2 separate regions of the Homo sapiens genome follow, and region 1 is linked to region 2. The links are chromatin contacts, found by Hi-C or POLR2A ChIA-PET in ENCODE. All regions are on one chromosome and are shown on one strand. The core of a region is the stretch at or near the end of the contact, and the rest is flanking DNA. Distances in the headings are between cores, read along the strand shown. Region 1 overlaps DAAM1 (dishevelled associated activator of morphogenesis 1). Region 2 has its middle 39 kb from the start of DAAM1.

Region 1 (6,642 bases), core at 1,413-3,912, 180 kb before region 2:
TTTGGTGTGTATAGCATTGCCCAAGTTTGCCTTTCTACTTACAGTAGGGGTGGGCAGCTGAGGGCTCCTGTTTTAAGGGTTCATGTCACTATGGCAGGCAACCGCCTCTATTTTTGTATTTTATTAAAGTAGCATAAAAGGCATTGCAGAAAAGCTTTCCCTTTCTTAAGGAAAAATATTCATTTAAATATTGGCTTTTCCCCCCCATTTCAGATGTATCAAAGGCCATTTTGAAAAACAAAACAAAATGAAACAAGAAACCCTTAGTTTTTGTTTCTCCCCCTAGCCTGAGTCCATCTACTCTTTTGGTGCTCAGTATTTCTTTTCTGATACACTCTTTCTTGGGGACTAAGCCAAGGAAACCAACTAGGAAGTCTGCTGCTTGTTTAAGGATGCTCCACCCATGATTCATCTGGGAGTTAAGGGCCTCTCAGTAAAGCCCAAGGAAAGCCCCGTAAGAGGCCCAGCATTCGTGTGTTCCTGTTTAGGATGAACTCTGCTCTCTCCATCATTCCACCTCTTCAGTCATACTTAAGAATCTTTCTTCTCACACTACTGGACTCAAGTTTTCTCTTCTCAAGGCTTTGATTATTTGGGATCCTACTCCACCTTTTCTTTTTTCTTCTGAAACTCTCCAGACCTGGCCACCTTGCTGTGTTCTCTTCTGGTCTAACTTTAAGAGGCTGTATCACGATGCCCTCTTGAAGAACAAGAGGTACCACACAGATGTGACTGGGGCTCACATAGTGATGCCTTGTCAATGTGGAGTGCCAGCAGGCACCAAATCACATGTTTTTGCTACTATTACAAAAGCTTTGCTCACTTTTCAGTAGCGTCTCTGGTCCTATTTGCACCATTACCATCTCCCCACTTGCTCGGTCTTTACAACCCCACTTCTGTTCATGACATATAGTAAAAACTCCTAAGTTCCATCTACTGGCCAAATTATAGTCATTTAAAAACCTCCATACTTCTAAAAATTCCATCCATTTCACAAAGAATTCTGCTTCAAATGGTAACCATTTGATATGTATTTTTAAAAAATTCAGATGAACCAAAATAGCTTTAGATACAAACATTGTGGGGTGACAATTTAAGTTACTTAACTCTTCTACTTTCTCCTGGTGAACCATTTTGACTAAATACAAGTGACAGCATACAAAACTCTTTACACCAATAGAGACAAGGTCTTAGACATATACCAGATATGAAACTCCCTAACAAGGAGCTTATATATCTTCGACTGTTCACATACAACTAACAGGCACTTGGACGGAGACACGGACATGCACAGGGTAGATCCAACAGCCTAGAATTCATATGCCGGTCACATCACGGCCATGGCTGATGGGCCAGAGATCATGCATAAGACATGATTTTTCTACCTTTTTGGTGTCTGGAGGGCATATGCTGTTACCTGCTGTCTTTGATAGGCAGAGAAGGTTCTTTCCAGGTCTTCAAGATCTAGAATTTTGAAGACTTTTGTATCATCAATTTCGGTCCATACTGTTCCTTCCAGTTTGTTCTAGAAACATCAATGTAATAAGTGCTATAGTTTACAGTTATACATAAAAAGAACAGGGATGGTTATTTAAAAAGTGCTTCTATCCCAAATTTTTCAGTCTACCAGACACTCAAAGTGACGGGTTTCAAACAATGTGTCATTTATTTCAGAAGCTTTATCACTTAAATATCTGAGCTAGTGAGAACTCTTGGTCCACATTAGAAAATGAAATCATTTAACAGCCAGGGCTGTTTTCCCTTTCAGTGATAACACAATGAGCTGCTAATGCTATCCATTAAAGGGAAAACTGGAACAAATGGCTCACCTCGGGCAGTTTAGACCAGTTGAAGGATTTCAGGGCATTTGTGGGCTGAGGAATGCTTTTCTTCTTCAGTGCTAGGCCCATTGGAGCACCAGGAGGTGGCATGATTGCCCCTAAGGGAGGAGGCCCTGGGGGAGGAGGAGGGCCACCTGGAGGGAGGGGAGGCGGTGGAGGGGGAAGCATCCCACCTGGTAGAGGTGGGGGTGGTGGGGGAGGAAGGAGAGATCCAGGCACAGAGGAAGGAAAGGGCCCTCCTGGTGCTCCAGGCGAGGGTCCACCTGGGATTGAAGCACAGACGGCCCTCTGAAAAGATAAAAATAGGAAAAGAAAGATCAATGGAAGAAGTAAATTCATTGAATGATTTAAGAGTCTGTAACTTGGCCTAAAATGTTTATTATAGAGAAATTCACCCTTCTGAGAATGTTTAAAGGATCGGTAAAGTCGAATGGACTCTTTTGGGCCTTTATGGACTCCAGTGCATCAACCTTTTGTACCTGACACTCAAGTACTTGTCTGGGATGCATTCATATCTCTCTCACTTCTTGCACCATCACAGACAGTCTGGTTTTCATGAAGTCAGTTTTCACTTTAAGAAGCTAATGCAATTTCCTTTGCTCTTAGATTTGTACAGTATTTAAAAATGCACCCCCAAACAGCCTCTGCTGCCTACATGATAGCAGAGGGAGTGAGTCTCCTAATTGTGATGAATCATGAGCCATTTCAGATTTTATTCCCCCAGTATGAAGTTCTCTACTTAAGGGTGAGGGGCTCTAGGGTCAGTGAGGCCTTGGCAGCTGCCCGTGAGCTGAGCGGAAGACCTCACCCTGCTGAGCTCATGGAGCTGTGCTGTGAGGTCCGCCACCTGCTGCTTGACTTGCTTATGCTCAGTAGTCTCCTTTTCAAGTTTCTCTTTCATTTTATTTAAGGTCTGCATCATCTCTTCCTTCTCTTGAGTCTTAGCATCACATTCTCGTTCTTTCTTTTCCAGTTTCTGTTGTAGCTCATTGTGCTCTACACGAGAAAACAATTGGACATGAAAACAGGAGAGTCTTCAAAGCTGAAGCATTTTCTCTAAAAGAAAATTGACTGAGGATGATGGCAGAGATTATGAGGATCTTTATTAGGTAAATATTATTCCTCTTCTCCATCAAAGGGAGCAACTCAAAGGCTAAATGATGTTTGTGCTTGGAGTGGGCTTCGGATGAACAATGTTATTATTAACTACGTAAGAGACTGAAGAAGAGAGCCTACACTCACAGTTCTAAACACAGAACAAAAGTTTGAGTGACTTCTTGTGGAGGAGAATGGTAACTGTTTGGTAGTTGATTCAGAATCTTGTCATTAAAATGGTCCTTTAGCAATACAAGGAAAAAAATAAATATTCAAATGGCCTCTTTTCACAAATTAGAAGTGAGACAAAGAGTAGTTCAGCTTTTATGAATTAGGTTTGCCAGCTCACATCCAACCAGCCGAAGGGCTGGAAGGGAGGGTCTCACCTGTGAGGAAGAGCTGCTGTCAGACCCAGGGTTTGTCCCCAGATGGAATCACTTCTCCCATCTCCCCTCAGAAGGCTACTTGAAGTATTTTATGCTTTCAGTAAACAATTATTAAGGCATATGAAAGCAAATGTTATCATCTCAGTATTAAATATCTTAAGGGGAGTGGGGTCAGTAGAACGCGAAAATCATGGTAACACAGGGGAGAAAAATATTGACTCTTAGCTGTAGTTTTACTGACTTCCTCAATCCTGCTATAATAAAACAGGGCATCCAATTCAGCATAATGCATATTCACATTGCCAATGAATACAAGCTTGCTGAAAGGAGTGATGAGTTTTGGAAAAGAGAACTAACAAAGTTTAGGCTGCGGATTTTTATTTCAAATACATGTCCCCAATTCCTATTCTTTTTATATCAATAAATCCACTAGAGGTATAACCCACTGGGGCCGAGCTATACTAATAGAGCTGGTCTCTATTTCTGAATTTGCTAACACATTTAAATTCTTGTTTTCTCTGTCTCTGACCTTCTCTCTCCTGAGTTCCCCCAAATTAGAGTTTACAGAGAGGAGTTCAAGCCACTAAAATCCCTGGATTTTGTCAGCAATCCACTTCTACCACTCTGTTGTTGCCTCCCTAACTTCTCCAGAAATACATCCAAAAATGACCTCTCTATATCCCATTTTCCTTCTTTTATCTCCATTTCATTCTTCTTTCACAATTTCAGGACTAGAAACTTGCCTTCCTCTCACTGGTCATTAGCTTTTGATGAAGCTGGCTGTGTCTCAGAATTACCTGAGAACTTTCAGCATTTCAAGACTCCCCAGACACTATTCCAAGAAGTCTATTTTGTAGGTCGACTACAGGGCTTAGATGATCCTGATGTATGCCAGGTTTGGGAAGCTCCAGCCTAAATGACTCTCTCCACAAATGGTATCTATTTACCATTCAGTCACTAAGCTTTTATTGAGCACTTCCTGGGTGTGCTGCCCTAAAGAGAATTCTCCCCAAATATTCTCTACATTTTAGGTCCACAGAACTTCTGTCTCCTTATCACTTCTACCCTTGGACTATTTTAACAAAATATGCCCTCTTGAATACAATTTTGCCACCTGAAGCTTCTAGAAAAAAACTAACATTTAACTATAATCTTTCCTCTTTTAGACTCTACCCATCATTTCACTTTAAAACACTAAAACAACCTGTTCCTCCCACTGACATTGGTGATTTTCTTTTGTACCATCTCAGCCACCTAAATCCTGCAACAGTGGCTATCATTTATTGTGCAACTAGTATGTGCCAGACACTATGCTAATGATCTTATATTTGTTTTGTCATTTAATCTTCACAACCACGCTGTGAGTCAGGATTAATCCTCAGGTTGCAAAGGTCGAGACTGGGGGAGAAGAGAGGAAATCACTTAGCCCATCCACACAGTGAGAAAGGGGGAGAGCTGAGACTCAGACCCAGAGCTCAGCACAGTGCCTGACACATACAGGCATTCAACAGGTATTCACTGAATGAACGAATGAATGAATGACTCGAAAGCTTACATCCTAAGTGCTCTCCTCAACCTGCACACTTGAGTCTCCATGCTCTAGAGTGTATTCCTAAAATATCCACTCATTGACTATTTTCTCTTTGGTTTAATCTCTTTACCCTGATTTTTAGTCAATGTTTCTATCATTTTTGTAGCAGTTTCTGAAATTTATTTTTTAAAATGCATGTGCAATGTCACTTATTTGGGAGCAATCTGAATACATATGAGGAACTCGTAACATAACAGTAGTTAGTTCACAATTGGTATTTTCTGATATCAGTTATGGCCCTGCTTTTCTGCTCAGTGGAAATGTGATGAGAGAAAAGGAAATGCTTAGGCATCTCTGGGACCTGCTTTTCAGCACATTAAATATTGGGGTGAATGCTATTGTATTTCATTGGCTGTGAGTGAATAACTTGGACAAGGAAAAGGAAGTCAGTTAACCAGTATGGTGAGAGCATGGTAGCTGGCAGTATGATTATTTCCACAAAGAGGCCAACTTCAATTTGTTAATATTTTAAAACAGGAAGGAAAATTACATACATTTCTCTGTATGGCTGGTACACTGATGGACATAAATGTCTCTCCTATCATTTGATACTAAGAGATAATATCAAAGACATATTCAAATACACACTAATAGCTGGCCAGCTAATGTTTCGTAACACATATCTCAGCAATGGTCACTGATTTTCTGAATGACTTCTCTTTTTATAACTGGTACCAAATCAAGGTCATGGACAGAATTGGGTTATTGAAACCAAGTAGGCCGGGCGCGGTGGCTCACGCCTGCAATCCCAGCACTTTGGGCAGCCAAGGCGGGTGGATCACGAGGTCAGGAGATTGAGACCATCCTGACTAACATAGTGAAACCCCATCTCTAATAAAAATACAAAAAATTAGCCGGATGTGATGGCGGGCGCCGGTAGTCCCAGCTACTCGGGAGGCTGAGGCAGGAGAATGACGTGAACTTAGGAGGTGGAACTTGCAGTGAGCCGAGATGGCGCCACTGATTCCAGCCTGGGTGACAGAGCAAGACTCCATCTCAAAAAAAAAAAAAAAAAAAAAAAAGAAACCAAGTGACCTGTTCTTCTCTTTTAAAATTTTGGATAATTCCTCAAGTCCCTTATTACATTTCTTAAAACCCAGTATGATTTAAAGAGCCATGACGGAGTAGGGGAAGGGTTTGAATTATTAGTAGTTAAGAAAATTTGATTTAAGGAATACTGAACAGCAAATGCTATAAGCTTTTCAAAACATTTACATGATTATAATAAAAGGATAAAATATTTGAGAATCAGTATGACAACTAAAATAGCTCAATTTAAGAAACTCAGTGCAAAATGCCCTTAAAAGATGGAAAAAGAAAGGCTGCCTGCACCAAGCTAACAAGAAACATCAATGTAAATTTCCAAAATATATGGAAATCAAGGTCACCCAATAACCAATAACACAGCCTCTTATCAGGGCCTCATTATTTACCTTTTCTCATTTTTTCCGCTTGTTCTTTCCACTGCTTAACTTCATTTTCATTAACCAACCTGTGTAAGAGTTCAAGGAGCATTTATTACAAAAAATATAAAAGGTCCACTGCTAACTGCATTCTCCCCAGGTACAAAAATAGTCTACTGCAGAGAAAATCCTCAGTGCATGCTTGAAACCCATTTAAGACCAGATGTTACTTAGCTATAGTGCATGTGTACAGTAACTCATATTTGACCCCTAGAACATTTCAGCTCTCCCAGCTGTTACTCTGAAGTAGGATAAAATAAATATCT
Region 2 (6,461 bases), core at 713-3,212:
GATAGTCTATCACTGCTATCAATTTTATGTTTTTATACATGTATAATATATATAATGTTATATATCATAATATTTTATATATATATACTTAATCATTATATGATTCTCCTGTTGATACCTTATCCAGTTTTAAATTTTTCTGGGCATTCTTTTTTTTTTTTTTTTTTTTTTGAGATGGAGGCTCACTCTGTCGCCCAGGCTGGAGTGCAGTGGCACGATCTCGGCTCACTGCAAGCTCTGCCTCCCAGGTTCACACGATTCTCCTGCCTCAGCCTCCCGAGTAGCTGGGACTAGAAGCACCTGCCACCACGCCTGGCTAATTTTTTTGTATTTTTAGTAGAGACGGGGTTTCACTGTGTTAGCAAGGATAGTCTCGATCTCCTGACCTCATGATCCGCCCGCTTCGGCCTCCCAAACTCCTGGGATTACAGGCGTGAGCCACCTCATTTCTGGGCATTCTTAGAGCCCATCAATAAATAACTTTATTCTCACTGAATTTTCATCAGTTGTGTGTAATTACCTGCCCTCATCAGGTCAAGTGAAATTCCAATACTTGAGTCTTTTCTTCATAAGAATAATTTATTTCAAGACTATTCTTCCTCCTCTGGTTGTGAGATCCACGTTGGTGATTTGGAATGGTTAAACTTAACCAGGACAGCATGGGAAAGACTAGAAAGGGAGATGGGCCTGGGATGAGCCCTACTTACAGACACAGTGCCAACCCTGGGAGGCAGACCCTGCAGCAATGCTGGGAGGAAGCCAGGTAAGCAGAATGAATAACCTGGAGTGTTCACAAAAACCACTAGCACAGCATGTTACAAACATGAATTCCCAGACCCCACAGCTAGAGAGAGATTCTGATTCAGTGGGGTTATGTGGATCAAAATAAACCACATTTTAAACAATACTCCAGGGTGATTCTGCTGCAGGTGGTCTCTGGATTACACTTTGAGAAATACTGATCTAGTGGGTTACAAAATAGATGACAGCTGATAGGAAAGTCAATTGGCAACAGGAATGTCACATCCTGGGAATGGGGCATTGTGGGGGCTGGACAGAGCCTTGGCTGAGGAATTCAGATACAAACAATATTTTGAGAGCTGAACTGGCAAGCAGTGGCAGTAGGAAAGTCCCAAGGATCCCATCTCTAGCCTTTGGAAGAAGGGCTGTGAAGAACCAGCCAGTGCCATATCACGGAGGACAAGGGCTCAGGCCCAGGGGACAAGGCATCCATCTGACCCAGAGCATCAGGGGAAAGATGGGGCTTGGACTAAAAAAGAACTCCTGTTATGGGTTGAATTTTGTCCCCCCAAAAGATATGTTGGAGTCCTAATCCCCAGGACCTCAGAAGTCAAGCATAAGATTACAGGGGTAATCAAGCTAAACTGAGGTCATTGGGGTGAGCCCAAATTCAATATAACTGGTGTCCTTATAAAAAGGAGAAATTTGGATATAGAGACAGACACCTGGAGGGAATGTGGATGTGAAGACACATAGGGAGGAGACAGCCATGTGAGTGGAATGGTGCGCCTGCAAACCCAGGAGAAACAAGGATGGCTGGCAAACACTGGAAGCTAGAAGAGGCAAGGAAAGTTTCACCCCAGAGTTGTCAGAGGAAGCATAGCCCTGCCGACATCTTAGTTTCAAGCTCCCAGCTTCCAGAACTGTGAGATTGTACATTTCTGTTGTTTTAAGCCACCCAATTTATGGCACTTTGTTACTGCAGCCCTTGCAAACTAATACAACCCCTGTACTTCTTCCCTTCCCCATCGCCACTACCCTGGCTCCAGCCACATTACTCTCTGTGGCAGCTTCCTGATGAATTCCTCCTCAAAAGCTTTGCCTACCTCCTCTCCATTCTCACTTCTGTGGCCGGAGTGGTCTTTTTAAACACAAACTGATCAGTTTATTTGCTTGCTTCAAACTTGGTTTCACTTCCCATTTGTCTAGTTAAGGATAGAGTCCAAACTGCATAGCATGGCTTATGGCCCTCTTTGGACTGGCCCTGCCCACTTCCCCATCCTTGTCTTTTGAGATTTACTCTGTTTCTCTTACCCTTCACTCCTCATATTTACCCTCCAAAACTAACAGTTTTTAGAATATGTCATATTTTCTTTCCTTCTGACCTTGGTAGATACTGAATCCTCTGCTTAGGAGTCTTCTCCTCTGCCTCTTTTGCTACCTAAGTCATACCGCGCTTTAGGTCTTGTATCTATCAGTGCTCTCCAGATAAACAATAGGTTAGATGGATGGAGAGATGGAGAGATTACATAGATCGGTAAGAGGAGATTTATTATGGGAATTGGTTCATGCGATTATGGAGGCTGAGACGTGCCACCATCTTCCATCTCCAAGCTGGAGAACCACGAAAGCTGATGGAGTAATTTGGCCCAAGTTCAAAGGCCTGAGAAACACAGAAGCTGATGGTATAAGTCCAAATCCAAGGCCAAAGGCTTGAGAACTGAGGGGGCTGCTGCTGCAAGTTCTGGAATCCAAAGGCCTGAGAACCAGGAGAACTAATGTCCAAGGGCAGGAGAAGATGGATTCCTCAGCTCAAGAAAGAGAGAGAGAATTCACTCTTCCACTTCCTTCTTGTTCTCTTCAGGCCTTCAGTGGATTAGATGATATCCACCCACATGGATGAGGGCAGATCTTCTCTACTCACTCTACTGATTCAAATTCTAATCTCTTCCAGAAACACCCTGACAGGTGCACCTAGAAATAATGTTTTCAGCTATCTGGGCATTGCTTAACCTAATCGAGTTGCACAAAATTAACCACCATGGGCCTCATTTTGGATGTCATTTCTGTGACACTTGGATTTGATGTCCTTCTTGAGTATTCACAGCACCATGTAATGCCATAGTCAGAGCTTGTGCAGTACTGGGTTGTCACTGACTGCTTACTTGTTGGTGCTTGACCCACTAAATCTAAGTTCCATGAGTACAAAAATCAGACCAGTGGTAGTTCCGATACCTCTACAGGAGAGAATTTGAGTAACAATCTAGTGAAAAGAAGGGCTAGGAGTGGCCAGGCACGGTAGCTCACACCTGTAATTCCAGCACTTTGGGAGCCCAAGGCAGGTGGATTGCTTGAGCTCAGGAGTTCAAAACCAGACTGGGCAACATGGTGAAACCTCATCTCTACAAAAAAGACAAAAATTAGCCAGGCATGGTGGCTCACATCTGTAGTCCTGGCTACTTGGGGGTTTGAGGCAGGAGGATCGCTTGGGCAGGGGAGGTCAAGGCTGCAGTGAGCTGTGTTTGTGCCACTGCACTCCAGCCTGGGTGACAAAGTGAGACGCTGTCTCAGAAAACAAAAACAGAAACAAAGAAGGACTAGGAGTTTATTTGTGTTGAGGAAGGGGCTAATGGAGATGATGGTATATCTAAGGCCTCCCGAAACTATCCCTTGTATTGCCTCTAGCAGGCATTATATCTATCTTGTTTACTGCTGTGTCTGGCACATAATGGATGCTCAAAAATGTTAAGTACACCAATGACATTGAATACATGGGAAGTTTCATGACCAGTTATGCCCAAGGTCAGAGCCAGATGAACTAATTTCAAATGGAACAGAAACATCTTAAAATTCTTCTTGCCTAAGCTCAGGATTGGTCGTAGGTAAGGTAGGCTACTGGAAGAAGAGAGAGGCAAAGACTAGGAGCCAGGCTAAGCTCCGTCATAAGAAAGGCTGACTAGCTGTTCCTCATCAGTTCCTCTGACCTTGGTCTTTTCTATTGTTCATTGAAAGTGCAGCTTTTATTACCTACTATTTACCAGCTGCTCACTTCTTTTGTAGCGAAATGAAAGAGCACCATTTCTCTAAGATAGATAGTCTATGTAAGAATGATTTTATCTCTCTCTAAAGATGCTTTGCACAGCACTCACACTCTTGCATGCTTATTTAATGGACTTGCCTCAGGCATGGCCATTCCAAATCCCATGAAATGGTATCTTTTTAGGGAATGGTAACAACAGCATTAAAAGGGGACATTAAAATAGAAAGGGATTGGAAGGGAGAATAAACATAACTGAATGATGGCTAGTGAGGGCAAACTTTGGAGGAAGGATTTATATGGATTTTGAAGAGAACTAGACTTACTAAGAGCATAGAATCCTGACAATTACATTGTTAGATAGCCACAGGAATTTATTGAGTATCTTCAAGGAGTAGTATCTCAGAAATTAAGGAGGACATGGAAAAGGAGTGAGAACTTTCCTAAGCACATTGTATACATTAATGGAATATATACAATGGGAAAAATTTATGTGTAGCTAATACTGCATTTCTATGATGTATATTTGGGAGAGAAATAGATCAGAGGAAGAGACTAGCAGCCACGTAACATTGTACTGTTCCCTGCATTTATCTTTTCCTGTGGAAATGTAGGTTGCTCTCTGGGCCAGGAAGGCAAATTGGTTTCATCTTAAATGCCATCTAAGAGAGATAATAGCTCATATCAGCAGTAGTGGTGTGGGGAAGAATTCTGAGAGTACATCTAGGCTCACTGCGAAAAAAGTGTCATGATAAATTAGTGATGTCTGCCAGTTAACGGAGGGAAAGGAGGGAGAACAAAGGCATTATATATTTGCATAAACTTGCCATCCCTGTTCTAGACCATTGGCAGAAATCTGAGTATCCTCAGGGGCTTTCAGTTTCTATTTTCTTCTTTAAGTATAAGCCAGAAGTTTGCTCTTCTAAGACACTCTTTTGATGAGATAAAAGATCTTGTCTTCAAGTTTGAAAAATACGAGATTCAATGAAAAATTCACATATACTTATCCTAATTCCCAATTCAATAAGATTGCTCATTAATAATAAAATAAATTTTTAAAAATGCTTTAAAACACCTATCAAATATTAAAGATGAAAAAAGGGAAAGCAGCATTATTTGAGAAAGTTTAGGGAATTGTATAATCTCATACAATACTGACTAAAGTGTAATTTGGTATAACCTTTCTGGAAAGCCATCAGGTAATATATATTAAGAGCCTAGAATATTCATATCCTTTCATTCAGTGATTTCAGTAACCAAAACTTATCTTAATCATGTAATCAATTAGAAACACAGATTCATATTTAAAGATATTTAATACACGTTGTTTTTTTAATAACAAATAGTTGAGAATAACCTAAATATCTAACAAGATGGGATTGATTAAATAATATTATGTACAATTAGCATATTAATATGGCAGCCACCAAAAAGTCCTCAAAGATTATTTTTTAAAAAAGTTGATATTATCTATTAAGTGAAAAATACAAGCTAGAAAGTACAATGTAGAGTATGATTGTAATTTACTAAACACATCTTTTTCTCTTTAAGAGTGTATGTATTAATAGTGTCACAAGCACATGCAGACACACACACACGCACACACACACACACACCACAGACTGAAGGGACATATCCCAAATATCAACAGGGATGATGGGTGAATTTTTATCTATTTTTATTTTTTGTACTTTCCGATTTTTTCACAATAAAATGTAAAAAAGGGAAAGAAGATAATTACTTGTTAAAAATTTACCAATGTTCCAAGTTACCTTTGGGTGGTCTAGCCTGTCCATTTATCTCCAGCTAGGACGAACAGAATTCTTTATCATAGTTTGCTATCTCAGCATACATTGTACAAAGCATGCTACAAATAATTTTCCCTGTGATTTCTATAGACAAAGGGATTGTAACATTGGAGGGAAAGAGGGGGCATAAATAATTAGGGTAAAGCCAGGCTGCAAGTCATTGGCAAAGCCTTAAAGAAAATTCAACACTCCAGCTTTCTAGCCCCAAACTTGAATCCCTCCACCACACTCTGTTCTATTGTTCAAACTCATTTGGCTGTCACATGCCCTCTAATCAGTTAGAATTCAGTCTTTGCAGAATTGGAACGTGAATGAAAAGGTTTTTTTTTCCTTCTGTTTCAACTGCTGTTGTTGAAGTCATCTCCTCTGAGGCCTTCAAACTAAATGGCTTTCCAACTTTAAAGAGCCCTCCTATTATGTGTGACTACAGATTGCTTGCATCTGGACTTGCTTCATGTGGCCATTTTATTTCCAGTCAACATCAATGTTAACTTTGTTAACATGTTAATATTGACCTATTACACATCATTGGCGTATGTAATTTTGAGGTAACAGATACTTCTAGATCTAGATTTTGTAAGATAGTTATCTTACTAGTTGCTGCAAGTGAAAATGACAAAATGAGGACTTCTTTTTATATATAAACAACTCAATTCCATCAAATTGGTAGAGCTGGTTATGGGTAGAGAGGCAGCCTATTTGTGGTGTAACAAAGAAGGAAATAATAGAGCTGGAAGCACAAAAATCTGTCCATTCTTTGTCTGATTTAATCTCTAACTTGCCCATAACTCAAGTTGTTCTTTTCAGTTTTCTCAGAGACCGAGTGTCTCAACTGTAAAACAGCATAATTTATGTCCTTCACATAAAACACAGGA

What was found. Hi-C counts contacts between places; a loop is a spot of excess contacts on that map. ChIA-PET counts read pairs that join two places held with the same protein, here RNA polymerase II (POLR2A). Pooled maps may share reads with other maps.
Region 1: a pooled map shows a loop between it and region 2 (2.0-fold over the local background). The contact joins two enhancer-like sites. A Hi-C loop is called at or near these places in 1 of 50 pooled maps. POLR2A ChIA-PET finds 5 or more read pairs at or near these places in 2 of 52 experiments (H1 and naive thymus-derived CD4-positive, alpha-beta T cell).

The regions. Positions count from the first base shown.
Region 1 is chr14:59,326,696-59,333,337 of GRCh38, reverse strand. It overlaps DAAM1 (dishevelled associated activator of morphogenesis 1), which reads right to left. Exons shown (of 25, transcript NM_001270520.2): 12 at 6,347-6,405; 13 at 2,650-2,837; 14 at 1,830-2,129; 15 at 1,418-1,525. Among named protein-coding and RNA genes, the nearest start is that of GPR135, 140 kb to the left of the region's middle. RefSeq lists enhancers at 1,512-2,320, 2,723-2,772. Within about 2 kb of position 2,662, at least 6 of the 41 ENCODE cell types and tissues checked have a DNase peak (open chromatin) inside an H3K27ac peak, as active enhancers do.
Region 2 is chr14:59,146,657-59,153,117 of GRCh38, reverse strand. No RefSeq gene overlaps it. Among named protein-coding and RNA genes, the nearest start is that of DAAM1, 39 kb to the left of the region's middle. Within about 2 kb of position 1,962, at least 2 of the 41 ENCODE cell types and tissues checked have a DNase peak (open chromatin) inside an H3K27ac peak, as active enhancers do.